Linked DNA regions of Mus musculus: region 1 is linked to region 2. Evidence: chromatin loops called from intact Hi-C (ENCODE). Cell type or tissue: left cerebral cortex. All regions are shown on one strand. Each heading gives the region's core, and the rest is flanking DNA. Links, peaks and the distances in the headings are about the cores only.

What was found. Hi-C counts contacts between places; a loop is a spot of excess contacts. Peaks named below come from ENCODE experiments on the same cell type or tissue, not always from the same donor. Only the 100,000 strongest peaks of a DNase experiment are listed, where the experiment ranks them.
Region 1: a loop joins it to region 2, with 4 times the contacts of the local background. A loop is called at or near these places in 14 of 42 quality-filtered maps.

Annotation. Positions count from the first base shown.
Region 1 is chr10:57,425,568-57,443,086 of GRCm38, reverse strand. No RefSeq gene overlaps it. Among named protein-coding and RNA genes, the nearest start is that of 4930467K11Rik, 52 kb to the left of the region's middle. In left cerebral cortex, for the core only: no CTCF peak of the experiment used is centred there; a DNase peak (open chromatin) is centred at 5,073.
Region 2 is chr10:58,206,467-58,221,690 of GRCm38, reverse strand. No RefSeq gene overlaps it. Among named protein-coding and RNA genes, the nearest start is that of Duxf3, 19 kb to the left of the region's middle. In left cerebral cortex, for the core only: no CTCF peak of the experiment used is centred there; DNase peaks (open chromatin) are centred at 5,218, 9,172 and 11,757.

The DNA of each region.
Region 1 (17,519 bases), core at 4,527-12,526, 780 kb after region 2:
GCTGAAGTCTCCTCAGTCTCTCTCTGACGAGTGCCTTGTTAGCTTCTGACCTTGACTTCTGACCTTGACTGTTATCTGTTATTCCTGGGTATTGTTCCCACCATAGACCTTGACAGGGTATTTCTGAGTGTTGACTATCCATTCTTTGTTCTCTCATTTACACAATCAGCTTCTCATTTTATTAGGATGTGTGTGTGCAGTGGGTTAACACGTTCATAGCTACATTTAGTTGACAGTCCTTTTGGTCACCTCATGTCTAGTTCCTTGTCTGTGGGATGGTCTTGGGGTGAGTGAGACAGGTAGAAATTTGTTAGAGGCCGTCCATACCCACAGTTTAATTGGTTCCATTTAATTACATCAGAATTAGAAGCAAGGATATATAGGAGCAGAACAGTGCCTTGCATATGTTCCTAGGGCTGCAGGAGTGCCTGCCAGCTACTAACATTGACCTCACTTCCTAGAGCTCCAATCCTTCTTATCTCTCAGCCAGTCTGCTCATATCTAAGTGCAAGCACTCTCTCTTACTTATCTTCAGTCTTCTCATCCTTATTTCAGCTTTAACATTTTGTGCTACTCTAGCACCCATTTCACCTTTGCAACTAACCTGCAGTTTTCACCGTGGGCTCCCTTTCCTTACCACCCTTGGTGAGCTAGCTCCTGTTTAGGTCTTACTCTATTCAAAAGGAGTATGGTGGGAAGTATCAGCCATTATTGCTTCAGAGGAAGATGATATCTATATCTTCCACACCCCGGAGCACATGTCAGGCCCTCTGCTCACGAAGGACACACTGTCTTTACTAACATTCTTCTAGAAGGAAGGGCCAGTGCTTTGTCTCACTAGATGAACAAATGAGAGAACCCCATGGGAAACCAGCTGCTAACAGAGTTGAGACTCCTTCTGCAGAAAACATGACTTCTAATACTGCTTAACTAAGGTGAAATTTTAAAGAAAAGTGAACAGGCTGTGGGCTGATAATTAGATATGGACCAAGGGAGATAAAGAGGATGAAACCCAATAGCCTTTCTCCTGAGCCATAGTTAAGCTCCCAGGATACATACCTCTATCGGAAAGCATGTTTTTGCCACGTGTGGCTTGGCTGCCACGTGCAACTTGTCCCTGAGATGGTACACTTTGCTCAATGACTCCTCTTAATCATCAGAGTACAAACTGTCTGATGCTTAATAAGATTGGCTGGTTCACGGGACATCAGCCTGCCTAATTTATCTGTTTCTTTATCCCGGGTCCCACCATCTCTGAAGCAGGAAACAATTAGCAGTACATGCTATGAATGCTTCGTATGTTACACATACCTTGACATTTACATATTTACTAAATTTTATATGTTAATTTTATTAAAGTTTGACTTTGTTACTACATGTATGTCATTTCATTGTACTTATATTTATTTGAGTTTTTGTTTGTTTTTTTAATTTTTGAAACAATTTTTTTATTTTTTCCTGTTACTGTGATAAAAATAGCTGGACAAATGCAATATAAGGAAGGGTGTACTGTGGCTCACAGGTGCATGTTGTAGGCCATGATAACACAGAGGTCACAGGGGCATGAGTTAGAGGGACCTGGCCACACTGCATCTTCAGTCATGAATCAGTTTACGTTCTCTTTTATATATATTTATGGACTCAAACCCAGAGATTGCCACTGCCCATTTTTACTGTGAGTCTTTCCACCTTAATGAACTCAGACCACAACCCTCTGTAGATGTGCTGTTTAGCTTGTCTTTAAGTGATTCCAGATCCAAATCAAGTCAGCAGGTAACTATCACATAACACAGTGTCTCTTTATGTAGCCCCAGATGGCTGGAAATCACTATGTAGATCAGGGTAGTGTGGAGCTTACAGCTGCCCTTCTGCCTTTGCCTCTGGAATGCTAGGACTACATGTATCACCAAGCTCTGGCTCACTGTAGTTCAGTTTCATTTTTAGATAATAAATGGAAGTAAGCACATTTTCATATGTTTACTAATCTTTTGCTTATCTTCCTATGTGAGGTGACTTTAAAAGTCTATCTATTTTCCAATGAGATAGTTGTGATTTTCTTATTGAGTTCTGTGTGCTATTTATATATTCTGAATACTACCCCTTATTATATTTTGTAACTGTTTCCTATAGCTCCGACTATTTCCCTTTTCTTCTCTTTATAGAACAGAACCAAAAGTACATAAACAACCTGAGAAGTCTCATCACTTTCTGTCAATAAGCTGGAGAACCAGTGATGGTAAAATTCAGTTAAAATTCCACAGTCTGGGTTTTTGAGGACCAAAGAACTCTGGAACTGATGGAAGTTAATTCTAGGTCAAGCTTGAGGGTCTGATAACCGGAGCAATAATGGCAGGGCCAGGAGAAGATGACCAAATGTCCCATCTCAGGAAGAGAGTAGACTCAGTCCCTTCTCTCTTTTGTTGCATTCAGCCATTCAGAATGCTGGACCCACTCACACTGGCTGGATCTTTTTATGAAGTCATCTGATTCAAATTCTAAAATCCTAATCTCTGGAAACACAGTCACAGACTCACCCACAATATAACATCTTTATAACTTAGGTGGTGAAATTGACATGTGAAAGAAGCCATCATATGCTCTTTATTATTCACTGAGTAATAAATATTTTACAGTCTAATTTATGATAATTTAACCACTACTAAGAGAGTTTGCCTCTTTTTTTCCCTGTAAAATCAAAGTTTTGTTTTTTGTTTTTTTGTTTCTTGTTTTGGTTGGGAGACTAGTAATGACTGTTTCTATTTCTTTTTTTTTTCCATTTTTTATTAGGTATTTAGCTCATTTACATTTCCAATGCTATACCAAAAGTCCCCCATACCCACCCACCCCCACTCCTCTACCCACCCACTCCCCCTTTTTGGCCCTGGCGTTCCCCTGTACTGGGGCATATAAAGTTGGACACGCAAACTTTATATGACTGTTTCTATTTCTTTAGGGGATAAGGGACTGTTAGATTGTTTATCTGATCCTGATTTAACTTTGTTACCTGGCATCTGTCTAGAAAATTGTCCATTTCATCCAGATTGTCCAGTTTTGTTGGCAACAGGCTTTTGTAGTAGGATCTGATGATATTTTGGATTTCCTCAGTTTCTTTTTTTTTCAGCATTGCAATATTCTTTTCTTTTTTCTTATTTTTTGTTTTTTACTTTTTTAATTAGATATTTTCTTCACTTACATTTCAAATGCTATCCCCTTTCCTAGTTTCCTCTCTGAAAGTCCCTTATATCCTCCCCCTACTCTGCTCCCCAACCCACCCACTTCTGCTTCCTGGCCCTGGCATTCCCCTTTACTAGGGCATATAATCTTCCCAAGACCACGGGCCTATGAACTAACTAGTACCCCCAGACATAATGTTTCTAGTTGCATATGTAGCAGAGGATGGCCTAGTCGGCCATCAATGAGAGGAGAGGCCCTTGGTTTCTGTTGTTATATCTCTCTTTTCATTTCTGATTTTGTTAGTTTGGGTATGGTCTCTGTGCCCTCTGGTTAGTCTGGCTCCCTGTTATTGATGTTATTTTTATGTTTGTGTGGTTATCTTCTTTTGGGTTTGTTGAGAGAACATTACTTTCTTGCTTTTTTTGGGGTGTAGTTTCCCTCCTTGTGTTGGCATTTTCCATTTATTATCCTTTGTAGGACTGGATTTGTGGAAGGATATTGTGTAAATTTGGTTTTGTCATGGACTATCTTGGTTTCTCCATTTATGGTAATTGAGAGTGTGCTGAGTATAATATTCTGGGTTGACATTTGTGTTCTTTTAACCTCTTTATGAGATCTGCCCATGATCTTCTAGCTTTCATAGTCTCTGGTGAGAAGTCTGGTGTAATTCTGATAGGTCTACCATTATATGTTACTTGACCTTTTGCTGCTACTGCTTTTAATATTCCTTCTTTGTTTTGTGCATTTGGTGTTTTGATTATTATGTGACAGGAAGGATTTCTTTTCTCATCCAGTCTTTTTGGAGTTCTATAGGCTTCTTGTATGTTCATGGGCATCTCTTTCTTTAGGTTAGCGAAGTTTTCTTCTAAAATTTTGTTGAAGATATTTACTGGCCCTTTAAGTTGGAAATCTTCACTCACTTCTATACCTATGATCCTTAGGTTTGGTCTTCTCGTTGTGTTCTGGATTTCTTGGATGTTTTGGGTTAGGAGCTTTTTGCATTTTGCATTTTCTTTGATTGTTGTGCCAATGTTCTCTATGGAATCTTCTGCACCTGAGATTTTCTCTTCTATCTCTTGTATTCTGTTTGTAATGTGTATCTATGACTCCTGATCTCTTTCGTAGGTTTTCTATCTCCAGTGTTGTCTACCTTTGTGGTTTCTTTATTGTTTCTATTTCCATTTTTACATCCTGGGTGGTTTTGTTCAATTCCTTCATCTGTTTGGTTGTGTTTTCCTGTAATTCTTTAAGGGATTTTGTGTGTGTGTGTGTGTGTGTGTGTGTGTGTGTGTGTTTACTCTTTAAGGTCTTCCACTTGTTTACCTGTGTTAAGTTGTAGTTCTTTAAGGGATTTATTTAGGTCCTTCTTAAATTCCTCAATCATCATCATGAGATGTGATTTTAAATCAGGGTCTTGATTTTCTGGTGTACTAGGGTAACCAGGGTTCACTGTGATGGGAGAAGTACTCCTGAGAGACCACTTCTCTTCAGGAGGATTTGGGATGGAGAGATGTGGTATAGCATCTGCTCTGGGGTGCAGACAGAGACCAGAAGGATCCTTTCCCCAGATAATCCTTGGTTCCTGTGTCCTGATGGCTCTGTGAGGGTCCCTCTTGGGCCAGGAATTTGAAGAGAAGTGGTGGTCTTATCTATGCTTGCAGGTTTGTAGGCACTCCTGGGAGACCAGCTCTCTCCTGGTCGTATTTTGTATGTAGCTCGGTGGTACATGATCAGCTCTGGGCACAGAAGGAGACTGGAAGAATCCTGTTTCAGGCAGCCCCTCAGTTCCTGTGTCCTGAGGGTTCCAGGTGGGTTACTCTGAGCAGCAGTGGTAGTCCTACCTGCACTCACAGGCCTTTTCACACTCCTGGAGGCTTGCTCCTTCTCAGAGCTATTTGCCTGTGGAGCCCTGTGGCAGAGGATCTGCTACAAGTGGACAGAGAAACCAGAAGCTCTGTTCAGCTTACTGTGTACTCCTCTGGTGTTCTAAGTGAATCTTCCACCAAGAGTTTTTTAAATAAGAATTTTCTGGATTTTAAACACAATAGAACTTTCTTTAGCGAAAGCTTCCAAGGATTCAAAGGCAGGGGCAGAAGAGATGACTCAGTGGTGAATAGCACATTGCTGCTCTTGCAGAGAACCTGAGTTTGACCCTCAATATCCATGTCAGATGCTTCCCAATCCTTTGAATCTCTAGTTTGTGGAGACTCTGCACTTCTGGCTATCTTAGTATCTACATTCACACACATACACACACACACACACACACACACACACACACACAAAAACACACATTCACGCACAGACCCTTCTACAATATAATGAAAAACTTAATAAACATTCAAGATTAAATGAATTAAAATGAGTTCTTGATGCAGGCTTTCAAAGGAACTTTTTTCATTCTTTGGCTTTGTGTCAAGTTCAGAGAAAAAGCTTGGTGTTCTTTCTCTCCCAACGCATTATTATTATTTAACTTAAAATTTCATTATACTATGTTACAAATGCTCACATGTCATGTACTTTGCGTATATTCTCCCTCCTCACTACCAATCCTCTCTTTTCTCCCCCTTAATCATTTCCCCTTTTGATCTTCCCTCTGTTCCCCCCCACACATATTTGCTTCCGTGGTTACATCATCTGTACATATATGATTTTATATATTTATATAAAACATAGGGCCCGTAAATGAGAAACACATGCAATTTTTTCTGATACTGATTTAAGTCACTTAATAAAACTATCTCCAACTGTTTACATTTTCCTGAAAACTATATAATTTTTTTCTGTACGGCAGAAAAGTTATGTATTTTGAATAACAAATTTATTTAATTGCTTTCCAGCCTTCTGACCAAGATCATATGTGCAAAATTCTTTTAATTTTTTCTTCAATTTTAAGATTATAAGATATTCTATATTTTAGATTCTTCTATGTTACAATGCATATTATATTTGTTTTCAGTTACTTTATTATATAACAAACTTACAAACTTGAAGTAGACATCTTATTGTATTTATAGTTACATTTTCAATACTTATTGTGTTATTATATAGCACATTACAGCCATGTACAGATGAGAGATTGAACATCGTCACCATTAGCTGCTTGTATGGTGGTCATCCAACTCTGCCTTGATGCTTTCATCATTCAGCATTTTGAAGTAGGCTGATTAAGTTATAAAACTCCCTTAACAAGATCTGGACTAAATACTTTTGGTGTTCAGTAACTGAATTTTCATTTCAGCTATGTTAACGAGATGGGCCAGGGCAGAAAAACAATTGTCCATTTTTTTTTTTTTTTGCCTATTTTGCCTATTATTTTTGCCTAACTCCATAATAGGCAAATGTTCTTTTGCCTATTATGGAGATAGTGGAGATAGTACCATTTTTCCCCTCTTCTTTCCTCTCCCTTCACAAACCCTCCTTCCCTCCCTCTCATCTTCCTCTTTGTTCTCTTCCCCTTCCCCCTCCCCTTCCCTTTCCCCTCCCCCTCCCCCCTCTTCCTTCTTCTCCTTTAAGATTTATTTATTTTTTATATGTAGGAACACTGTAGCTGTCTTCAGAAACTCCAGAAGAAGGAGTCAGATCTCATTACAGATGGCTGTGAGCCACCATGTAGTTGCTGGGATTTGAATTCATGACCTTTAAAAGAGAAGTCAGTGCTCTTAACCACTGATCCATCTCTCCAGCCCCCTCCCTCTCTTCTTCGATCTTATCATCTCAAAAATCTGGAGAACTATTCTAGCATAGATAAAAGTTAATCAACTTTGGAACTGGTCCATCAACAATTATTTATTAAACATCTACTGTTTAATATTACCTAGTATTGTTTGAGGAGCTAATTAATGCATTAAATGAAATTTTTATTCATAGTGATACTATTCCAGGAAATAAAAGTATCATTTGATCTTTGAACTCCTGTTTTCCCAGGTAAAATAATATACTGAGATGTATTGAGGTAATTAATGCTAAGTTGCTAAAATACAGTGTGTACCCAGATGATGCCTAGCTAGCTAACTTACTGTGAAGATGAGAATGACCCAAAACTTCTGATCCTGCTGTTTCTGCTTCCTGAGTGCTGAAATTACAGGCTTACACCACCACTGTGGTGTGAGGATAAAAGTGTAATATTGTGCATAGTGGATAAGTATTTTACCAACTAAGAAACAACCCCATATGCTTAACCTGTTTCTCTCTCTCTCTCTCTCTCTCTCTCTCTCTCTCTCTCTCTCTCTCTCTCTCTCCCTCCTCCTCCTCCTCCTCCTCCTCCTCCTCCTCCTCCTCCTCCTTCTTCTTCTTCTTCTTCTTCTTCTTCCTCCTTGTCCTCTTCTTCCTCCTCCACTTCCTCCTCATCTCCCTTCCTCCCTCTTCCCTCTTCCTTCTTCCTTCTTCCTTTTTTCTTTGAAATGCACTAAACTCCAGGTAAGTTAGACAAAAGTCTCCTTGACAATAGATATACTCACTGGATAGTCTTTGGAACTTCCCAAGTAGGCAACTCAAATTATCTCTTAAAACTTGACAATTAGCCTTCTGTCTTACTTAGGGTTTTTATTGCTGGGACAAAATACCATGACTAAAAAGCAAGTTGGGGAGGAAAGGATTTATTCAGCTTACATTTCCACATTGCTGTTCATCACTGAATGAAGTCAGGTCAGGAACTCAAATGTGGCAGGGACCTAGAGGCAATAGCTGATGGAGAGGCCATGGTCGAGTACTACTTCCTTGTATGTTCCTCATGGACTGCTTAGTCTATCTTCTTATAGAAACCAGGACCACCAGCCCAAGGGTTACTACCCACAATAGGCTTCCCTCCACTCATGTATCCTTAATTGAGAAGATGCCTTATAGCTCTATGTCATGGAGGCATTTCCTCAACTGCTGCTCTTTCTTGCATGATTCTAGCTTGTGTCAAGTTGACACAAAACCAGCTAGTGCACCTTCTATAGAAATTTTTGAGGCTGATACTTTTCATGGGCCAATAGATAATTTACCTCATAGAGTGACAGAGACCTAGATCCAAGGTATAGAATTTTCTTTTAAAGGTAGAGAATTTGATAAATGGTTTCTATCACATGCCACACTTCTTCCAACCCAAAGTCTGCTGTGAATATGTGGTAAAGGCACAGGAAGCGGTCAGCTTTGGCAGATTATTCTTTATTAGTCTCTAGTACTTGTATTTCATAACAATGGTATGAAAGCCAAGCAAAATGGTTTCTAGTTGATTTATACTGTACTTGTGAATCCCTTTTCCTTTTGGCCTGGGAACTTACAATAGCCACCCAAGGCATGGTCTATGATAACCACCAAGGAACATGGTTAGAAGGTGATCATGCTAAATAACTTCATTTTTTCTTATTTTGCTTAGCAGCAATGTGGCTTTGAGGGAGAGGGCCCTAATTCCAGACACGCCTTTTTGGACTGAAGCAAAGTTCAGCATGTTAAAATGAAGGCCTCATTTCAAAAACCTTTTGATCATTATTGAATATCCTGTAGTTGCTGCTGTTTTAGGGATTCCTACGATAGGTCAGAATGTAATTCTGAAACAGGTACATTTGAAAGACTTTGCTAACATTGCTGTGTTTGTTTACTGAGGGTTTTAGTAACTTGATATAGGACTCTACGTAGGTTTGTGAAGAGGATGACTTGGATGATGGGTTCCTTTCAACAAGGGCAACATGACTTAGCCCTCTAGGAGCTAGTGTTACTGTATGCAGAAGCACAGAATGTTCCTGGCCCCAAGTTGCACTCAAGCATATGGCTAGCTGTTCCCTGCATGCTTGTTCAAAACTGAAGGCTGGGGCAGACATCCATTAATAGAAATCAACTCAAAGTTACATTTTGTGTCCATTGTGTGGAATTTCACCTATGAAATTATCTTACCACTAATTATCCCTTCTAGTAGGAAAATGTGGAGAAAAATGAGATGGAAATTAAATGTGTATTTTAGAAGCATGGTACATTGAATTATTTCAGCTTATCTCCTCTATTGCTTAGAAGTTATTCGTTGTGAGTATACTTATGATATTATCATAAAAATAAACATGGCTTCATTCAATTCACAATATTTAGTTTCAAGGAGGGCATGTCAGTATAGTTTGTAGGCAGAGCACATTGCTGCCCTGAAAAAGCATGACTGTCTTCTAGGAATGACAAGGAAGCTACACACACAATATAACAAAAACAGGGCTGCCTAAACAGGACTTTAACAATGATAATATCAACAAACATGTTAACACGAAGGTGGAAATCTCAGTGAGCCCTGACCCTAGACAAAGAACCATAAGCAATTAATGACTGTCAAGAGAAGAAAATTAGTCTTTCCCAGGGGTGAGACCCTTACTTAGTTGGTTACTCAATACCAAGTTGTGAGCTCTGAAATCATATGTACATCAGTAGCAATAAACAGACTGAGCAGGGTATGTTTATGTACTTATGTGCTCATATAACAATAGTGTTCAAAGGAAAAGAAGCTAAGTTTGAGAGGGGCTAAGTGGGAGCCTGGAGAATCCAAAGGAAGATACATGGGAGGGAGGAGAGGAAGGAAAGGAGGAAGTGATGTAATTCTTTTTAATTAATTAAAGTGGGGTTATGTTATTAATTCAATGAAGTGAATGCTGTTGAAGAAAGGTCTACAGTCACTAAGGTCCTTTGGATCTTTCATTTCTTCATTCCTGGAATGTGTATGTGATAGTTGGAACTCTAGTAGCCATGTTAAATGACCTGGAGGATTTTGTCCTGTGGTGGCTAAAGTTATGTTTTAAATTTTAATTATTGTGCTTAAGAGATATATAAAACAAAAATGCCTCTGACCTGTAATCTCCACTTGCCCAAGGATGGATAACTTCCTGGAATACTGCATGCTGTTGTTGATGTAAGATAACAAGCCTGTGTTTTCCCTTCTGTGAACAAGCTTGATTGCCTAAACTGCACAGCATGTGCTTAATGTCACATAAGCAGGATGCATGTAAACAGGAAGCATGTCAAGGTGTATGCTTGTCAAAGGTGGAAAGTATATAGCCTTGTGAGTGTTGTCTTTACACACAGTCCCTGAGTGAAATAATTAAGTACTATACACCCTTGGAGATCTCAGTATGGACCTAACCCGTATCTATGGACCTAGTTATTATGTAATCAAGTTTGTTTCAAGTTTAGCTCAAAACAAAACAAAACAAGAAAACATGGCCCCTCCATGGGAGAGGCCTTTAATATAAAAGTGTTATCTCTATAGATCATAGTATATTAAAGAACATGGATTTTATATGTAAAAATAATTATTTTTTTCATTTTTAAGATATTTGTTTATTTTAAATCTTGGTGTGTGGGTATCTTACAGCATTTGTGAAATATCTGTAGAAGACAGGGGAAGTCATTTGGTTTCCTGGAGCTGCAATTATATTTGTTAGCCACCATTTGGGTGTTTAGACTTGAACCGTGTTCTGGAAGAGCAGTCGGTGCTCTTAACTGCTGAGTCATCTCTGATATACCCAGATCATCAATTGTAGTTTTTCTAAATGCATCATTGCATTTATTTCCAAAGGCAATACAGTGCAGTATTATAGAGAGAAATGGTTTTAGTGAGGAAAACTCTGATCCGAATGCTCATTCCTTTTATTGTACATTGCTTGACCAGTGCTCATCTCCTTAGTAATAGAAGGTCAGTAATGTTAGCATTCTAACAATGTTGTAAATGTTATACTTTTCATCCTTAGCATCAGAACAGGGATGTAGGACTTGTTCAGTCAATAAGGTTGCTTTTCCTCTTAAGGTTTTTATAAGTGCTGTAAAAAGGATTGATCTGTGTTCAACCGTATTGTTGTCATTGTCTTGAATACTTGAGTGCTTGCAACTTGAAGACAGAAGAGCAGCCACTCCAACCTTACTGATGGAGACAATGTAAAACAGAGGCAGTGAAGATGTTACTTAGAATGGAAATTACCTTCTCAGTGGTTGAGATGACTCTGTTGACTCTTTTTTTTCTTGTTTACTTTTTTAATTAGGTATTTTCTTCATTTACATTTCAACTGCTATCCCAAAAGTCCCCCAGACCCTACCCCCCACTCACCTACCCACCAACTCCCACTTCTTGGCCCTGGCATTCCCTGGTACTGAGGCATACTAAGTTTGCAAGACCAAGGGGCCTCTCTTCCCTATAATGGCCGACTAGGCCATCTTCTGCAGCTAGAGACACAAGCTCTGGGGGATACTGGTTAGTTCATATTGTTGTTCCACCTATAGGGTTGCAGACCCCATTAGCTTCTTGGGAACTTTCTCTAGCTCCTCCATTGGGGCCCTGTGTTCAATCCAATAGCTGACTGTGAGCATCCACTTCGGTGTTTGCCAGGCACTGGCATAGCCTCACAAGAGACAGCTATATCAGGGTCCTTTCAGCAAAATCTTGCTGGTGTATGCAATGGTGTCAGCGTTTGGAGGTTAATTATGGGATGGATCGCAGGTTATGGCAGTCTATAGATGGTCCATCCTTACCTCTCAACTTCAAACTTTGTCTCTGTAACTCCTTTCATGGGTGTTTTGTTCCCAATTCTAAGAAGGGGCAAAGGGTCCACATTTTGGTCTTCGTTCTTCTTGAGTTTCATGTGTTTTGCAAATTGTATCTTGTATCTTGGGCATTCTAAGTTTCTGGGCTAATATCCACTTATCAGTGAGTACATATCACGTGTGTTCTTTTGTGATTGGGTTACCTCACTCAGGATGATGCCCTCCAGGTCCATCCATTTGCCTAGGAATTTCATAAATTCATTCTTTTAAATTGCTGAGTAGTACTCCATTGTGTAAATGTACCACATTTTCTGTATCCATTCCTCTGTTGAGGGGCATCTGGGTTCTTTCCAGCTTCTGCCTATTATAAATAAGGCTGCTATGAACACAGTGGAACATGTGTCCTTCTTACCGGTTGGAACATCTTCTGTATGCCCAGGAGAGATATTGTGGGATCCTCTGGTAGTACTATGTCTAATTTTCTGAGGAACTGCCAGACTGATTTCCAGAGTGGTTGTACAAGCTTGCAATCCCACCAACAATGGAGGAGTGTTCCTCTTTCTCCACATCCTTGCCAGCAACTGCTGTCACCTGAATTTTTAATCTTAGCCATTCTGACTGGTATGAGGTGGAAACTCAGGGTTGTTTTGATTTGCATTTCCCTGATGATTAAGGGTTCTGAACATTTTTTCAGGTGCTTCTCAGCCATTTGATATTCTTCAGGTAAGAATTCTTTGTTTAACTCTGAGCCCCATTTTTTAATGGGGTTATTTGATTTTCTGGAGTCCACCTTCTTGAGTTCTTTATATATATTGGATATTAGTCCCCTATCTGATTTAGGATAGGTAAAGATCCTTTCCCAATCTGTTGGTGGCCTTTTTGTCTTATTGACAGTGTCTTTTGCGTTGCAGAAGCTTTGCAGTTTTATGAGGTCCAATTTGTCAATTCTCGATCTTACAGCACAAGCCATTGCTGTTCTATTCAGGAATTTTTCCCCTGTGCCCATCTCTTCAAGGCTTTTCCCCACTTTCTCCTCTATAAGTTTCACTGTCTCTGGGTTTATGTGGAGTTCCTTGATCCACTTAGATTTCACCTTAGTACAAGGACATAGGAATGGATCAATTCGCACTCTTGTACATGATAACCACCAGTTGTGCCAGCACCATTGGTTGAAAATCCTGTCTTTTTTTCACTGGGTGGTTTTAGCTCCCTTGTCAAAGATTAAGTGACCATAGGTGTGTGGGTTCATTTCTGGGTCTTCAATTCTATTCCATTGGTCTACTTGTTTGTTGCTATACCAGTACCATGCAGTTTTGTTTGTTTGTTTGTTTGTTTGTTTGTTTTATCACAATTGCTCTGTAATACAACTTTAGGTCAGGCATGGTGATTCCACCAGAGGTTCTTTTATCATTGAGAAGAGTTTGCTATCCTAGGTTTTTTGTTATTCCAGATGAATTTTCAAATTACCCTTTCTAATTCGTTGAAGAATTGAGTTGGCATTTTGATGCAGATTGCATTGAATCTATAGATTGCTTTTGGCAAGATAGCTATTTATACCATATTAATCCTGCCAATCCACGAGCATGGGAGATCTTTCCATATTCTGAGATCTTTGATTTCTTTCTTAAGAGACTTGAAGTTATTATCATACAGATCTTTCACTTCCTTAGTTAGAGTCACACCAAGGAATTTTGTATTATTTGTGACTATTGTGAAGGGGGTTGTTTCCCTAATTTCTTTCTCAGCCTGTTTATCCTTTGTGTAGAGAAAGGCCATTGATTTGATTGAGTTAATTTTATATCCAGTACTTTGCTGAAGCTGTTTATCAGGTTAAGGTTTCTCTGATGGAATTTTTAGGGTCACTTATATATACTATTATATTGTCTGCAAAAAGTGATATTTTGACTTCTTTCTTTCCAATTTGTATCCCTTTGATCTCCTTTTGTTTTCAAATTGCTCTGGCTAGGACTTCAAGTACTATGTTGAATAGGTATGGAGAAAGTGGGCAACCTTGTCTAGTCCCTGATTTTAGTGGGATTGCTTCCAGCTTTTCACCATTTACTTTGATTTTGGCTACTGATTTGCTGTAGATTGCTTTTATCATATTTAGGTATGGGCCTCGAATTCCTGATCTTTCCAAGACTTTTATCATGAATGGGTGTTGGATTTTGTCAAAAGCTTTCTCCGCATCTAATGAGATGATCATGTGGTTTTTGTCTTTGAGCTTGCTTATATAGTGAATTACATTGATGGATTTATGTATATTAAACTATCCCTGCATCCCTGGAATGAAACCTACTTGGTCAGGATGGATGATTGTTTTGATGTGTTCTTGGATTCGGTTAGCGACAATTTTATTGAGTATTTTTGCATCGGTATTCATAAGGGAAATTGGTCTGAAGTTCTCTATCTTTGTTGGGTCTTTGTGTGGTTTAGGTATAAGAGTAATTGTGGTTTCATATAATGAATTGGGTAGATTACCTTCTCCTTCTATTTTGTGCAATAGTTTGTGAAGAACAGGAATTAGATCTTTGAAGATCTGATAGAACTCTGTACTAAATCCATCTGGTCTTAGACTTTTTTTGGTTGGGAGACTATTAATGACTGCTTCTATTTCTTTAGGGTATTTAGGACTGTTTAGATCATTAATCTGATCCTGATTTAACTTTGGTATGTGGTATCTGTCTAGAAATTTGTCCATTTCATCCAGGTTCTCCAGTTTTGTTGAGTATAGCCTTTTGTAGAAGGATCTAATGGTGTTTTGGATTTCTTCAGGATCTGTTGTTATGTCTCCCTTTTCATTTCTGATTTTATTGATTAGGATGCTGTCCGCATGCCCTCTAGTGAGTCTGGCTAAGGGTTTATCTATATTGTTGATTTTCTCAAAGAACCAGCTCCTCTTTCATTGATTCTTTGAATAGTTCTTGTTTCCACTTGGTTGATTTTGCCCCTGAGTTTGTTTCCTGCTGTGTACTCCTCTTGGGTGAATTTGCTTCCTTTTGTTCTAGAGCTTTTAGGTGTGTTGTCAAGCTGCTAATGTGTGCTCTCTCTAGTTTCTTTTTGGAGGCACTCAGAGCTATGAGTTTTCCTCTTAGAAATGCTTCCATTGTGTCTCATAAGTTTGGGTATGTTGCGTCTTCATTTTATTAAACTCTAAAAAGTCTTTAATTTCTTTCTTTATTCCTTCCTTGACCAAGGTATCAATGAGTAGAGTTTTGTTCAGTTTCCACGTGAATGTTGGCTTTCTATTATTTATGTTGTTATTGAAGATCAGCCTTAATCCATGGTGATCTGATAGGGTGCATGGGACAATTTCAATATTTTTGTATCTGTTGAGGCCTGTTTTGTGACCAAAATTATATGGTCAACTTTGGAGAAGGTACCATGAGGTGCTGAGAAGAAGGTATATCCTTTTGTTTTAGAATAAAATATTCTGTAGATATCTGTTAAATCCATTTTTTTCATAACTTCTGTTAGTTTCACTGTGTCCCTGTTTAGTTTCTTTTTCCATTGATGAAAGTGGTGTGTGAAATCTCCCACTATTATAGTGTGAGGTGTAATGTGTGCTTTGAGCTTTACTAAAGTTTCTTTAATGAATGTGGCTGCCCTTGCATTTGGAGCATAGATATTCAGAATTGAGAGTTCCTCTTGGAAGATTTTACCTGTGATGGGTATGGAGTGTCCCTCCTTGTCTTTTTTGATAACTTTGGGTTGGAAGTCGATTTTATTTGATATTAGAATGGCTACTCCAGCTTGTTTCTTCAGACCATTTGCTTGGTCCATTTGTTTCCCATCCTTTCCCTCTGAGGTAGTGTCTGTCTTTTTTCTTGAGATGGGTTTCCTGTGTGCAGCAAAATGTTGGGTCCTATTTCTGTAGCCAGGCTGTTAGTTTATGTCTTTTTATTGGGGAATTGAGTCCATTGATATTAAGAGATATTAAGGAAAAGTAATTGTTGCTTCCTAATATTTTCGTCATTAGAGTTGGCATTCTTTCCTTGTGGCTGTCTTCTTTTAGGTTTGTTGAAGGATTATTTTCTTGTTTTTCTAGGGCGTAGGTTCTGTCCTTGTATTGTTTTTTTTCCCATTATTATCCTTTGAAAGGCTGGATTCATGGAAAGATAATGTGTGAATTTGGTTTTGTCATGGAATACTTTTGTTTCTCCATCTATGGCAATTGAAAGTTTGGCTGGGTATAGTAGCCTGGGCTGGCATTTGTGTTCTCTTAGTGTCTGTATAACATCTGTCAAGGATCTTCTGGCTTTCATAGTCTCTGGTGAAAAGTCTGGCGTAATTCTAATAGGCCTGCTTTCATATGTTACTTGACCTTTTTCCGTTACTTCTTTTAATATTCTGTCTTTATTTAGTACATTTGTTGTTCTGATAATTATATGTCGGGAGGAATTTCTTTTCTGGTCCAGTGTATTTGGAGTTCTGTAGGCTCTTGTATGTTCATGGGCATCTCTTTCTTTAGGTTTGGGAAGTTTTCTTCTAAAATTTTGTTGAAGATATTTGCTGGTCCTTTAAGTTGAAATTCTTCAGTCTCATCTACTCCTATTATCCATAGGTTTGGTCTTCTCAGTGTGTCCTGGATTTCCTGGATGTTTTGACTTAGGATCTTTTTGCATTTTCTTTGATTGTTGTGCCCATGTTCTCTATGGAATTTTCTGCACCTGAGATTCTCTCTTTCATCTCTTGTATTCTGTTGCTGATGCTCGCATCTATGGTTCCAGATTTCTTTCCTAGGGTTTCTATCTCCAGCGTTGCCTCACTTTGTGTTTTCTTTATTGTGTCTACTTCTCTTTTTAGGTCTTGTATGGGTTTGTTCAATTCCATCATCTGTTTGGTTGTGTTTTCCTGTTTTTCTTTAAGGATTTCTACATGTTTGGTTGTGTTTTCCTGTTTTTCTTTAAGGACTTGTACCTCTTTAGCAGTGTTCTCCTGTATTTCTTTAAGTGAGTTATTAAAGTCCTTCTTGATGTCCTCTACCATCATCATAAGATATGCTTTTAAATCTGAGTCTAGCTTTTCAGGTGTGTTGGTGTATTCAGGACTCGCTGAGGTGGGAGTGCTGGGTTCTGATGATGGTGAGTGGTCTTGGTTTCTGTTTGTAAGATTCTTAAGTTTTCCTTTAGCCATCTCTGGAGTTAGTTGTTATAGTTGTGTCTGGTTAGAGGTTGTTCCTCCTGTGATTCTCTTAGCCTCTATCAGCAGACCTGGGAGACTAGATCTCTCCTGAGTTTCAGTGGTCAAAGTACTCTCTACAGGCAAGCTCTCCTCTTGCAGGGAAGGTGCACAGATATCTGGTGTTTGGACCTGCCTCCTGGCAGAAGATGAAGGCCTGAAACAGGGCCTGTCCCAGAAGCTGTGCTGCTTCTGCCTGTCCCAGAAGCTGTGTAGCTTCTGTAGTCGGCACTCTCACCTACACAGACTAGTCTCTGAGTGGTCCAGGAACCAGGATGTCTCCCCCAGGTGCTCTTGCAAAGCCCTCCCAGGCAGGAAAGGTACCTGGATGTCTGGAACAAGAAACTGGGTCTTCCCCAGAAGCTATGTGGCTTCTGCCTGTCCCAGAAGCTGTTAGCTTCTGCAGTCCACACTCTCACCTGTGCAGACTAGTCTCTGAGGGGTCCAGGATCAAGATGGCTCCCGACTCTTTTAAAGGCAAACAAATGAATACCCCATCCTTAAGCCTCTGGTAAGCTAAAGTCTATTGCCTACCTTTATTCTGTTAACTTGCAAAAGCTATTTTTATAGAAAATGTTGTTATTAATGTCCCTATCCATTTCATTTTAAAATGCACATGCACAAGCCTCCAATTAACCATCATAGAACCTGAGAGTCTAAGCCATCCTAAT
Region 2 (15,224 bases), core at 4,746-12,745:
ACAGAGAGCCTTATGGCATGCCAGCAGGACAAAACAATCTCTCATTTGCTGGCCATCACCTCAGGACAACTTATTTGAAGTGTCTCCAGTGTTCAAGGCTAACTCCAGAGATCTAAGAGCACAGAACATACCGCCAGCAAACACAGCACATGCAAGAAGACGATCAACTCTTTTCTTCAACCTGCTCCATAGAAAGTGCACAACCTACTGGTGTCTCAAGCTTCCAGGCTCCTTTTCATACAGTCTGTGAAAGAAACACCTTGTGAGGTGTCTCCCTCTCTCTCTGTCTCTGTCTGTCTGTCTGTCTGTCTGTCTGTCTCTGTCTCTCTGTCTCCCTCCATTCCTCTTTTGCTCCCCCTCCCATTTCCCTCCTTGCCTTTATTTCACCATCTCTTCCACTCTCTGTCTCCATCCCCATCCTTCTACCCTCCCATATTCACTCCCCCCCATCCACTTTCTACCTCCCTACTTCCCTCTCTCTCTCTATTGATTCTTCCCTTCCTTCTGCACTCTGTCACTCTCTCCCTACCACCCTCCACCCTCTGTCCCTAAATCCCTTCCCCCCTTCTTTCCACATCTGTGTTTGTCTCTTTCTTCGTGTCTTCCTCTGCCCCTAACCCCACCCATGGTCATGACTTTATCTTTCCTTAGGATATTTTTGAGCATGTGTGTGTGTGTGTGTGTGTGTGTGTGTGTGCTAGTGTGTGCCCGCATGTGTGCACGTGTTTGTGTGTGCGTGTGTGCGTGCATGCATGCAAATGTGTGTATGTGTGTCTGTTGTCTGAGGGTGTGCCTGTTCACAATTGTCTCTGTGTGTTGCTGCCAGGTGCCTAGGGGCTGTTTGGACTTGGAATTCCTGGTATTCTGAGTCCAATTCCCCAAGGTTTTCTGAAGACTGCTCCCTTTCTCTTTGGTGTCCTGGTACCTCTACAACCTGGCCTGTGTCCAGTGGAGAGTCGGCCTTGCTTGATCTAATAACAAACAGGTGGAATGTCACCTCAAAGAAGAATGTGTGTAACGTATAACCTTGTAAAGAAAGATCCTCTTGGGAATATAGTGAAGCCAAGGTTTTTTATATTGGTTCATTTGGTTTTTTTTTTTATTTTTTTGAGTTTTTTATATATTGTGAATATTATCTGTTTGTTTGATATGGAGTTTGTTAAAATTCTTTTCCTATTCTATATGCTGTCTCTGTGTCCTAATGATGATGTCCTTCACCATGCTTTAGCTGTTGAGTTTTATGGATTTCATTTTATAATTTTGATTTTAATGCTTGTGCTAATGGGTTTCTGTTCAGAATTTTTTTTTCTGTGCCAGTAGGTTATAGCTTATTCTCCATTTTCTCTTCTATCAGGCTCATGGTGTCAAGTTTCATTTTGAGGTCTTTGAGCTATTTGCTGTGAGTTTTGTACAGAGAGATAAGTACATATCTATTTGCATCATTTTACATGTAGACTTTCTTTGACTAGCACCATTTTTTTGTAGATGCTGGGGTTTTATAATGTATTTCTGATTTTTATATAAAACACCAGATGTCCATAGGTTTGTGGACTTATGTTTGTATCTTCAATTAGATCCCATTGATCAACATGTACATCTGTGTTTGTGCCATACAATGCTGTTTTTATTATTATAGTTTATATTATATTACAACTTGATATCATGGATAATGATTTTATGACCTAAAGCTTTTTTATCATTTAGGATTGTTTTGACTATACTGGTGTGTGTGTGTGTGTGTGTGTGTGTGTGTGTGTGTTTATATGAATTTTGTCTTAGTCCAGGTTTCTATTCATGGACAAAACATCATGACCAAGAATGACCAAGAAGCAAGTTTGGAGGAAAGGGCTTATTCTGCTTATATTTCCACACAGCTGTTCATCACCAAGGAAGTCAGGACTGGAACTCAGGCAGGTCAGAAAGCAGGAGCCGATGCAGAGATCATGGAGCAATGTTCATTACTGGCTTCCTTCTCCTGGCTTGCTCAGCCTGCTCTCTTATAGAACCCAAGACTACCAGCCCATAAATGGTCCCACCTACAATTGGCCTTTCCCCCTTGATCACTAATTGAGATAATACCCTACAGCTGGATCTCATGGAAGCACTTCCCCAGCTGAAGCTCCTTTCTCTGTGATAACCCCAGCCTGTGTCAAGTTGACACATTAAACCAGCCAGTACAATGTTGAAAATTGTCCTTTCAAGATTTGTTGAGAATTGCATTGCTATTTTATGGGGATTTCTTTAGTTTGGATGTCCCTGTCTACTATGTTAATCCTACCAAGCCACAAGCATGGAAGTTCTTTCCATCTTTTGATATCTTCTTTAATTTCTTTCTTCAAATATCCTGAAATTTTTATCATACAATCCTTTCACTTGCTTGGCTAGAGTTGCCCCCCAAGATATTTTTTGAGGATATTGTGAATTTTATTATTTCCCTGATTTAGTTTTTCAGTATGTATTTAATTTTGTAGAGGAAGGCTACTGATTTTTGTGAGTTAATTTCTATACAGCAACTTTACTCCAAGTGTTATCAGTTATAGGAGTTTCCCAGTGGTACTTTTAGGGTAACTTATGTATGCAATGATATCATGTGCAAATAAAGATACTTTGACTTCCTTGTTTCCATTTTGATCTCCATCAGTTGTCTTCATGCTCTATTATATAAGAAGATAGTGGGCAACCTTGTCTTGTTTCTGATCTTAGTGGAATTCCTTTGAGGTTCTCTTCATTTAACTTGATGTTGGCTATGGGCTTGCTGCAAATTTCCTTTCTTTGTTCAGGTAGATCCCTGCATCACTTTAATCTCTCCAGGAATTTTATCATGAAGGGGTGTTGGATTTTTTCAAAGGCTTTTCAGCATATAATGAGGTGATCATATTTCTTTGTCTTTTATTATGTTTATATGGTAGATTACATTTATTGATCCATACATGCGGAACTTTCCCTCTATGTTTAGGATGAAGCCTACTTGTTGATTATCTTTGATGGTCTTGTTGATGTTGTTAGATTTGGTTTGCAAGCATTTTACTGAGAATTTTTATACCTATATTCAAAGGGAAATTGGTTTGTGATTTTCTTTGATGGGTTTTATGTGATATGGGTGTCAAGGTAACTGTGGTCTTGTAAAATGAGTTGGGCAGCGTTCTGTGTCTATTTTGTGGAATAATTTGAGGGTTATTGGCATTAATTCTTTTAGCCTCTGCTAGAATTGTGTGCTAACACTTTTGATCCTCGGCCTTTTAGTTGTTGTTAGGAGACTTTTAATGACTGTTTCTATTTTGCATGGTGTTGTAGGTCTATTTATATTGTCTCTCTGATCTTGATTTAAGTTCTGTATGTGGTCTTTATTGAGAAAATTACCAATTTCCTTTTGTCTTTCAATTTGGTGGGCTACAGGTTTTTAACGTTTGTCTTTTTGATTTTCTGGATTTCCATGGAGTTTGTTCTGTCCCCTCTTCCATTCCTAATTTTGTTGTTTTGGATAATCTCCTACCTTTTAGGTAATGAGGGTAAGGGGTTATCAGTCTTTCTAATTTTTCTCAAGGAACCAACTCTTCATTTCATCAACTCATTGTATTGTTTTTCCTTTTTCTTTTGTTTCTATTTCATTGAGTCTATTCCTGAGTTTAATCATTGCTTCCTGAATAGTCCTCTGTGTGTGTGAATTTTTCTTTTTGTTCTATAAGTCTCGGGTATACTTTTCAGTTACAGACATGGCTTCTAACCTTCCATCTTACCTGGAAGTCTGTTGAGGAGTTTTAAATCATACATATTCATGTCCTTTTGAGCATTCAGCATTTACCAAAATTTCTTGTGAGGAGTGAAATGATTTGAAAAGACAGCTATTGAGAATCTACAGTGTATAAGACACTGTGGGAGGAGGGGCATTTCAAATTTGAAAAACTTTAAAAATGTTCAAAAATGGTTCTTGTGCTAGAGTGGCTCACTTGTTGCTCTTGCAGAGAACCCTGATTCAAATGCCAGAATCTATGTAGGGCCTGTACTGGCTGGGTTTGTGTGTCAACTTGACACAAGCAGGCGTTATCTTAGCTGAGGAAATACCTCCATGAGATCCAGATGTAAGGCATTTCCTCGATTAATTATCAAGGGTGAGAAGTCCCAGCCCATTATGGGTGGTGCCATCCCTGGGCTGGTAGTCTTGGGTTATATAACAAAGCAAGCTGAGCTAGCCAGGGGAAGCAAGCTAGTAAGCAGCACTCCTCCTTGGCTTCTGCATCCACTTCTGCCTTTAAGTTCCTACCATGTATGCGTTCCACTCCTGACTTGTTTTGGTGATGAACATCATATGGAAGTGTAAGTTGAATAAACCCTTTCCTTTTCAACTTGCTTCTTGGTCATGTTGTTTTATGGAGGAATAGAAACCCTGAGTAAGGCAGTGCCTCAAGATCATTCATAAGCCAACAACATGCATGCCTTTGGTGCATATACATCCATGCAGGGAAAACATTCACATAAATTAAATAAGACAATTTAATGTTTTTTAAGGAGATAGAAAGGGGCCTTGTTTTCATGACTGCACCTTGGGATGCTGGAAATGGAGACCAAAAATTCAGTGCCACATCTATATAGTGAGTTTTCCTCCAGCCTAGACTAAATGAAGCGTTGTGTGAAAAACGTTTATTTTTATGCTTATCTTGTATTTTATATGTATCACTACAAATGAATAAATTTCACATTAGCTAAGACAGAGCTTTGAAGAGTCTGGTAAACTTTAGAATTCTGGGGATGTGCCAACCAGGAGAAGAAATCAAAGAAGAAGAATGCAATATAGGTAGCAACTAAACTAATGTCTTTTACCACTTTATTTATCCATGCCATTGGGTGTTGACATTCACTGTCAAAGTCTCTGAATTCAAAATGGTCTGAGAGAAATACATCTAGGTATCTCTGTGAGTACATTTCCCAAAATAATTAACTATAAAAGACCCACCATGAAGTGTGTGGCATAATCATAAGAAATGAGGACCTAGTCCGAATAAAATGGGAATTAAAAAAAGACAGATATGTAACAGTTACTTTCTTCTCTACTTCTTCATTGCAGATACACTGTGTCCAGTGTGGTGGCTTGAGTGAGAGTGATCCAATGAGCTCTTGTATCTGAATGCTTTGTCCCTACTTAACAGATATATTTTGGGAAGGGTTGGTAGTTATGGCCCTATTTAGAAGATGTTGCACTGATGGTGGGTGTTGAGAGTTCAAGAGCCCAAGCCAGGTTCAGCCTCTCTCTTATGTCTCCAACTTGAGGATCAGATAGAAGTTCTCAGTCCTGTTTTAATGGCATGTCTGTCTGTATCCCACTATGCTTTCCACCATGACTGTCACATACCTACCTTTCAAAACTATAAGCAAACCAACAGTTAAATGTTTTCTTTTATAATTTGCTTGGTTGTGGTGTTTCTTCATAACAATCAAAGCCTTACTTTGACAACCAATCATCTCATGACCTTGACATCATGCTTTTCATTACAATATAATGGAATCCCTCAAACCATGAGCCAACATAAAGAATTCTTTCCTTTGGTTTGGATTAGCCATATATTTATGTTCACACCAATGAGAAAATTACAATATAGAAGAGCTGGTAATGAGAAATGGTGACATTCTTTTGACTACCTGTATTATAGGTGATTGGTTTGGACCAATGAATGGAGAAGAACACAATGATATGGACAGAAGTCTCCTATGGCAGGGCTGCACTACTTTATAATGATGACAGTAGAATCCTGTATAATTCAAGGTGGGAAATTTAGATATTATTGGATCATTTCTGTTATATTCCAAGGGAAACAAAGTCTGACTACTTTCTTTTCATGTCCTGATATATGAACTGGGGCTGAATTCAATATTCAGTCATGGCCAATTTTAAGTCTATGTGCTTTGTAGGCAACCAAGAACTACTAAAACATTTAGGAGGAGGAAAAGACAGGCAATGCATAATATGAACTATTTGCTATCATTCTTCAAAATGTCTCCCTGTGATGTCATCACAAGCAACCAATGAATCATTGCTTGACAGAGTTATTTTTCCTCAATTTCTGTACCACAACCAGTGTCCTGGTGATTTTTCTAATAGCTGTGACCAAATCTCAAAGCAGAAGCCCCTCAAGGGAAGAAGAGTTTGTTTGTGCACAGGCTTTCAAGACACACAGAAGCCATGGTGGTATGAGCATGCGTTTGCTTATAGTTCTCAGTAGATATATTTTTGTTGCTGAATTAGAAGTACTCCATCTTGTAGAGACACAATTCCTCTAGCTAAGCTCTACCTCCAAGTGTTCCACAAATCCCCATACTAGAAATGAATTGCTCAAAATAGTCAAGATACTTTAAAAAAAGGCCATGGGACTTTGAATGAGAAATATCTCCTACAATTATGGCCAGTTGGACACATTCATATCAGTTGTCAGCACAGTTTCGGGAACACTTATATGGTCGAGCCTTGGTAGCAGAAGTCCATCACTGGGGCTGTCCTTGAGATGAACAAGCCAAAGCTTTATTTGGTGCTTCTGCTTCTCCTTGAGTTTGAGGATGTGATGATTTTAGGTGTGTGCCTTTGCCCTCAAGATTCCAGCTAACTGTCACGACTTTATCCCACCTTCATGGGACCTTATTACTCCAATCATAAGCCAGCTATGCCCCTATTCCCTTAAGATTTCATGTTTATGTGCTTTTTATGTGTGTGCGCGTGCACACACACACACACACACACACACACACACACATTGAGAGAGAGAGAGAGAGAGAGAGAGAGAGAAAGAGAGAGAATAGTAACCAGAATGCACACTCTTAGCACAGAGGGCTCTTACCCATGTCCACCCTACCTGTGTTGCCTAGAAGTCAAGGCAGAATCTTTTCTGTGTCCCCTCCAGAGGGAAAATAATCCCTGCAAGTAGTCTCTATCCCAGATCTCATCCTCTGTCATGTAGCATAGGTCTCATGTGAACCAAGTCTGCTTCCTGGTGGCACAAAATTTCCTCATCCCTCAGAAATCTTGAAGTCTGTAAAGACCCCCTTTTGTCTAATGGGAATAAAACTGTGTGCTCCAGGCTGTCACTGAGAGGGCATTACAACTAAAGGCATTTTGCCTGGAATGAGGATATCTCTTGTCACCACAGTTCCACTAATGTCTCTTCTTTACCATGTTCACCCACAATATAAATAAACTTACAAAACAAGTGGAAATACAATAATCAATGGAAAACTTAAAGTTTCAAATACTAGAACCTGGCAATGCAATGTGTAATAACCAGTGGATCAACAAAGTCTTGTGTTGTGGCCAGGAAATTCATGGATGAATCAAGAAATCTAAAAATCTAACAGCAATGATCCACAGGCATTCCATCAGTCCATAAAACTGAGGGAAAGGACACTTTAAAACTTTTCAAAAATAAAAAGAGTTAACCTTACTCACTAACCAAGTAAAGATACCTTGAAAAAAATCAAATGATCTGAGAATTTCTTTCACTAGCAAGATAAGAAATTCCTTATATTAGAGTACCTTATGTCCAATAACATTTAAAAGGACCATTCTTCAAGATGCTTTCATCAGGTACACAAGGGCCATTCTATGTACATAAATTGAAAAAGAGCACAGCATACACACATTTACAGAGGACTGTCAGCCGTGAAAAGGAAACAAATGCCATTTCCAGGGACAAACATAGAACTCTAGCGTTTTTTCTACTAACATGCTAATTCCACAAGCACAACAATCATTTTTACCTATCACATCTCATACTATAGAGTAAGGATAATTTTTAATATGCTGGTAAATATTGGTTCCATGAAGTGGGTTGGAAATGAGAATAGAGATTGTGGCTATGACCACAGTGAACTGCAGGCAGGAATGGGACGTCATGATCAAGTTCCTTAGTCTATATAGACATACCTTTCCTGTTCTTAAAAAACAAAAGAAAAGAAAACAAAATTTAAGTTCATGAAAATTTAAGTTTATGAGTATCATTTGAAGCAAACTGTTCACCCTCTAAGAAACTGCTTTCATGCAGCATGAGGACAAAACCAAGTTCTCAGCAGGGTCCATTATGGACTGGCATCTAGCATATATCACAATGACTACTTGTTATGTCACATGAAATAGGCAACCAATGGACCCTTCAAGGCTCAGCAAAAATAGTACTCTCTCTTTCTCTCTCTGTCTCTCTGTGTCTGTCTGTCTGTCTGTCTGTCTGTCTCTCTCTCTCTCTCTCTCTCTCTCTCTCTCTGGTTTGTTTGTTTGATTGTTTTCTTGTAACTTATTTCCTGAAAACCATGCTAATTCTTCTCATGGCTGTGATTTAATAGGTGGAAAGGCTTTACTGCAAATACTCTGTATAGTAAAAGAACTTCTGTAGGTATCACTGCCTTTGATTTCAACATATGGTGCAGAGCAAAATCTACAGTGTATTGGTATAAAAATAGGTTGATAAATAAAATCAAATAGAAGACTTTGAAGTAAAGCATACACATATGCACACCTGGTTTTTGATAAAGAAGCTAGAAATATAAAATTGAAAAAGAAAGCATCTTCAATGAATGGTACTGGTATAACTGGATGGCTACCTGTAGAAGAATGCAAACAGATCCATATCTGTCACCCTGCACAACACTGAAGCCCATGTGGATCAAAGACCCCAACATAGAACCAGGTACACTGAGAGCCTGATAGAGTAGAAAATGGTAAATTGTTTTGAACTTATTGATCCAGGAGACAACTTTCTGAACACTAATAGCTCGGGTGCTAATATCAACAAGTAATACATGGAACCTAATAAATTGAAAAGCTTCTGTAAGGTGAAGCACAAAGTCAAAAGGACAAAATGGCAGCCCACAGTATGAGGCAATATTTTCAGCAAGCTCATATGTGACAGAATGGTGGAATCCAAAATATGAGGAAATCAAGAAAGTGGAAATCAACAATCCAAATAGTTCAATTAAAATAGGGTACAGATACAGAAGAAAACTTAGAGCAAAGGAATCTCTAATGATTGTTCTGACAAGCAAAGAAATCACTGTGGGTCCTATAAAAGCCAGACTAGTCATGGAAGCCAGCAGCTGACCAGACTGTATCTGGGTGTCGAATCAGTAGACCAGGAAGCTTTAATCTGGAATTAATGGCTTCGTGCACTGCCTCTACCACTGGTGACCACGAAGTGAAAGCTGTGCCTTCGACACTATGAGACAGGCTCCAACTGTGTCAGTGAACCACCTTGAGACCTCCTCTGTGACCAGTTGGCTCAAGCGGAAAGAACTCTGTCAGTCAGATTGGGTTGCACATCTAGGCTCTCCTGAGTTGTCAGGTTGAAGTTATGTGACTTGTTCCTGAAGTGCAAGGGAGGGATCCTGTGAGAGCAGCCAGGGTTAGAGAATCAAGCGCTGTGCCATATTTCCAAGAATGTGTCAGCGAGGGCACACAACCCCTTGTCTACTGGCTTCTGTCCACAGAAGTATTCTAGACAGAATGCCTACCTTCAGGTTGCCATTCACTTGTGATCGATCAGAGACTTCTATTCTGTGGGTTAGATCTGAGTCTCCTTGGTTCTAAGAAACCATGGATGGAATAGCCTTAAGTTCTATTCCTGTCTCTGCCAAAATGAAAACTGCTCACAACTGCTTCAAGTCTCCACTGAATTATTAGAATTGATTGATGATATACACTATTTGAAGCTGGGCAGGGCAGTAGGCATGTGTAATCCCAGTACTCTGGAGGAAGAGGCATGGGAAGAACTAGAGAAGCATGACTTCAAACATCTAAGTTCCACAAATCCACGTATAATACTTTGTTTCCTACAGGTCATGAATGGGCAGAGGCATTGGACCTTTTATAATGGGATGTACTTGCCAAATTTAATGGGTGGAGAAATTAAACAGAATAGATAAATATGATCAAAATGAAGTGTAGGCAAAGCTGTGAATTCATGATCACTTCTTCATCATGTACAGTTAATACATGCACCAAAGGTGTAAAATAATCAAGATCAAATGCCAAACAGGACAGTTAAATAACTTTGAAAAAAGGAAACTCAGTTGAAATGATTTCATGAAAATGAACATACAGGCAAAAACTAAAATCTAAACCAGTAATATAAATACAATAATAAGTACATGCCAAATGCCAAAAGGTCCAAACGGAAAACCTAAGGAACAAACTTACTATGTCCAGATCCAACAGGTTGGGGAAAAGGCTAAATCTATGGGAAACAACTGAGTCCATCTGTTCTTCCACCAACCACCTGCCACTCTGAAGCACAAGGGCAAACCAAGTGTCCTGCTATTGGCTGGTATCTAACATACCTCACAAAGACTCTTTGTGGTGTCACTTGCAATGGACCAATCAAGACTCGGCAAAAATCCACAGTGTTTTATAAAATTGTTTCCTCTCACATTCTTGCCCACATCTATTATGCTGTTAATTTTTCTCATAGTTATGATCAAATGCAGACAAGAATCTACTAATAGGAGGAAGAGTTTGTTTAACTTCAGATTTACAGGGGCCATCAGTCGACTTAATGGGAGCTATTAATGACATGGGCATGAGCTGTGCAGTTGGTTACATGGTATTACCAGTCCCAGAATTCCTGTGATATGCCCCTGTCTTTTACAAACAGCATGACGGCAATATTAAGGATGCTCTTCTACTCAGTCAGTGTCAAGTTCCATTCTAGATGCCATGGCACTTACTGTCAACCAGCCCTTCTTTCTCTATTCAAGCTTTCTCTCTCACTGAACTCTAAAACATATGGGAATAAATGACCTTAAACTGTCCAGGTATACTAGTGTTGTTGTCTTTCAGTGGGCATCCTCATTAACTTATCCACACATCTCAAAATATGTAGATGCTGCCTGATTAATATCCCCAGGGTTTGTTTCTTCCAGGAGGACACTGCCTTTGAAACAATGCCCATGCTCTCCTGATCTGCTGCATCTAGTAACTTCTCCACCCTTCATCTTTCATCCCTGCTTACTTGGGGTTTTGCAGTCACTGGCATGAGAGCTCTTGGTATTCTAACATACTGTCTTCTAAAAGTCAGTGTGGATACATTCAGGACAAATCACGAATTCTCTTCCATAACTCATTAAGAGCCTGTCATATTGGATCATGTCTCATCTATTTCTTTCTCTTTCAGGACACATTAAATAGAGATTTTCATGTGAAGTGTATAAGAAATAGTCTATCTGGGCAAGGAAAGAAGTGTATTCTGGAGAAATGGAGAAGTTTACACAAAGTCCTATATTCTCTGGGAGCAAAGACTTCTGCCTACATGGAAACCAGGAAGTTCATCTTTGCTGCTATCCTGAGACCAAAAAAGGCAGGTAGAAATCCCATCTACTTGTTTGTGTTCATTCCCAAGGTAGACACCAGGAGTGTTTGGCCAGTGTCCTCTGACTGCTGGGCCAAGCTTGGCCTGGATAGGTTTGCTGCTCTCCTGGCACAACTCTGTGAGAAGATGGCCAGAGCCTGCTTCCTACCAACATTCTCTGAGAAGGACCCTGTGCCTCCTACCCTACCTAGACTTTGCCATCTAAGACAAAGTAGGTAGCTACTTACAGTGGATTTCATTTGGGAATACATTTTCTCCCTCTATCATCAGTACCAAAAACAAAAAGAATGCCTACTGAGAGCTATATTTTTATCTTGGAGAACCCAGCTAAGTGACCACATGGCATCATCACTAGCTCCAAAGTTCCTGACTCATAAGTTCTATTTTTCCTGAACAAACTTGTTCTTTGCTTTAGTGCAAGCTGGCCCCAGGCAGTGGTGGTGCATGCCTTTAATCCCAGCACTTGGGAGGCAGAGACAGGCAGATGACTGAGTTCGAGGCAAGCCTGGTCTGCAGCAGAACACAAAACTTAAGTGCAACATACAGTTCTGTAAAGACATTCACATGGAGCGTGTAGTGTACACAGACTGGTCAGTGAAGATCAATAAAGAAAGACAATTGCCATTCTTCAGGTTAGTTTGATTACATAAGCAAACTGCAATATAACTTTGAATACTTGCCCTCATGAAGGGTGGAACGTAATAGCAAGTTATGAGAACATTTTACCCAATAAACACCATCTCATATACATCACCTATTTTGTTGATTAGTCTCCCTTTTCTTCTCTGTTGCCAAGGTCTTCAGGTGGTCTCGCTCTATCTGACTTTTATTAACTTGGAACGAATCCATAGCTTTTCCTGTGGAAACATAGGCATATCTTTCCATTTTAGGTAAAAAGGAGGGGGTGAGGAAGGAAGGGGGGAGATAGTAATATAGAAATTATACAAATAGACAAATAGGTATAGGTTAGCAAATTATTACATAGCTATATCTTACATTGATACACAATTTATTTGATAGAAATTTAACACTTTCATTGGTATGAAGTTTTTGACATAAAATTGGGATTAATATTGTTACTCTTACATAGGTATTGTGCTTATATAACATAATTAAGAATACAAGACTTAGACCCAGTCTTTCTATTACTATTGTTAAAAACTGATTTGAGATGATTAAGCTTGTGAGTTAGGAGACAAATAGGAAATTCATGGCTCTGAGGTTTTTGTTAGGGTGTTTTCAATTATTTTAATAAGAAGTGGCTGAGAGTGGTTAATAGAGAACAGTCCAGATTACTTTACTTAGTTGGTTTTCAAAAACATCAGAAATCCACAGAATGTGACATTCAATGTTATTTATTTACTTATTGTTGAGACACGTCTGCTCCTGACACCATTCCTTTTTTGAATTCTAAGAAGAAATTGAGCATCAATGGAGTTGCTCCAGTTGTGTTGAGAGAGCCACTAGGTAAGCATTGCCTCATTTCATCCACAGACAAAATACTGTCCAGAGAAAGGATACGCTATGTGGAATAGTTGACTGATAATCTCTGCCAAGACAAAATTTAAAATTCTGCATTGCCAAGGTTTGTCAGACGACCCTGTGACCCTGTGCCAGAAGGATGAGAAGACCAATGCTTCAATCTTTGGAAGTATAAGGGGCTGTCCAGGTGGTCAGCATTCTCTATAAATTGGCTAAATTTTTGAAGCTATATTTTGTGCTTCTCATATTTTCTTGGATTTCTGATGGGGCTGAAGACTAGCAGTCTTATAGCCAAACTAAGTTGATTAGCATTAAGAAAGATGATATAGATTTGAGAGGATGGTTTTCAATTGGCATAAAATCTAGACCTAGGACACAGGAAAGCATTGGCAAAATCCAACACCATTCATGATAAAAGTTTTGGAAAGACAAAGAATTCAAGGCCCATACCTAAACACCTAAGGCTCAGTGTTAGTTTCTGCTGTTTAGAGATCTGACATTCATTAGCAGATGTAGACAGGTCAGGATTGGTGCATGTAAGTCTTTATTATGTCTATGTAAAAACCCCATTTCTGCCAGCATGGCAACTTTGATTATTGGTCCATTGCAAAATGAGAAGTATGGTTCAGAAAAAAACCTGACTTCCCACAGAAGTGATCATCATTGCCAATTAATTATCGAATTATTCCTTAGCTGAAGTTTCCTTTTGTTAAGCATGAACCATAACTATCTTTACATCCTCTGACATTTTAGAGATATCTATCCACATACTTACATGGGACATTAGTATCTTTATATCCTTTGTTGATTTGGAGTGATCTATCCACATACTTATGATCTCTATGTCTTAATCAACAATTTTCCAGTCATTCTCTTTCCAAGTCTCTGACAAGCAAGCCAATTCTCTGGTTACTACTCATCAATCAGTGAATAATCACACCTCTGGATACTTCTCCCTCCAAACAAAATTTATGACCATGCATATTGCATGCTGTCCTGGCCACTATGAATTCTTTCTTTGAGTAGTGACTTTAAAGGTCATTGTAGGAAGGGGTTGTAGTGCTGCAGTTCTCCACAACTTGCTGATGCCTGTATAATGTACATAAAATCAGAAAGCCAGACCCTAGTCTTCTCTTCTTCAATCAGATAATGATAGGTCACACCACATAAAGTTAGAGGAGCCAGCTTGACAGCAGAGGGCATTCTAACAGAAGTATAAACCATTGGTACTTTGGCAATGTTTTCATGTAACTTGTTTATGACCTCAGGACCTCTTTTTGTATGATCATGTATATTTATAGTGAAAATATGTTGTCATGTGATAGGATATTGCTGCTGCCACTGCCTATTTTGTACCTTGATAAATTAGATAACACTCAACCCTTCATGGGCATTTGGAGGTCCTTGGTCAAACATTCACTTTCCACTAAATCACAATAACAGTCAAAGAAGTATCTTTAAAGATGAGAATAGTTGTCTATGCATGATGGGTGAGACTTGCTCCATAATCCCAATAGTTTTTCTTCTGTGAGTCACCTATTGTAGTATGCCACAAAATTAAACAAAAAAATCATCCCGATCTGTCACTGACACCTCACATACCATCAAGTCTTCTGCATCATATGGTTTCGGTGGAAGAGTAGCTTACACCACAGCTTGGACCTTTTGCAGAGATTTTTATGTTCCAGGCCCCATAAAAGCTAGCAGCTTTCTGCATTACTTTGTATGTGGAATGGAATGATACATACAACTGAGGAAAATGCTATCTCCAGAATCCAAACAGGCCTAATAAATGTTGTGAATCTTTGTTGGTGTTGCATAGGGCCAGGGCAAACATTTCATCTTTCACCACGGAAGGCATGTATCTGCTTGCTTCACACCACGGGATTCCTAAAAATTTCACTGAGGTAGAAGGTTGTGTTTTCTCTGTGGGGAATCACAGGCTGGTCTCCTGTTGAGCTGAGGTCTGAACCCTGGAAATGGTGATTAATTCACCTTCATGACAAAGTAGGCATTCCCTTATGCTCCCAGAACTCTGGCTCCTGCCTAATTTACTGCCCCCCACAGCTCACAAGAGAAGCATGGTCAGTAGTCACATAGGCAATGGCCTAGGCTTCTGACCTTCAGGCTAAACCCCTCCCCAGTTACCTACCAACAGTGAAGACTATAAAAAGGGCTGTTCAGCCCCACCTCACTCTCTTACCTCTTACTTGTCTCTCTTACTTCTTACCCCTCACTTTCACCCTCTCTCTCCCCTCTCTTTATCTTCTCTCCTCTCTCCTCTCCTCTCCTCTCCTCTCCTCTCCTCTCCTCTCCTCTCCTCTCCTCTCCTCTCCCCTCCTCTCCTCTCCTCTCTCCTCATCTCTTCTCCTCTCCTCTCCTCTCCTCTCCTCTCCTCTCCTCTCC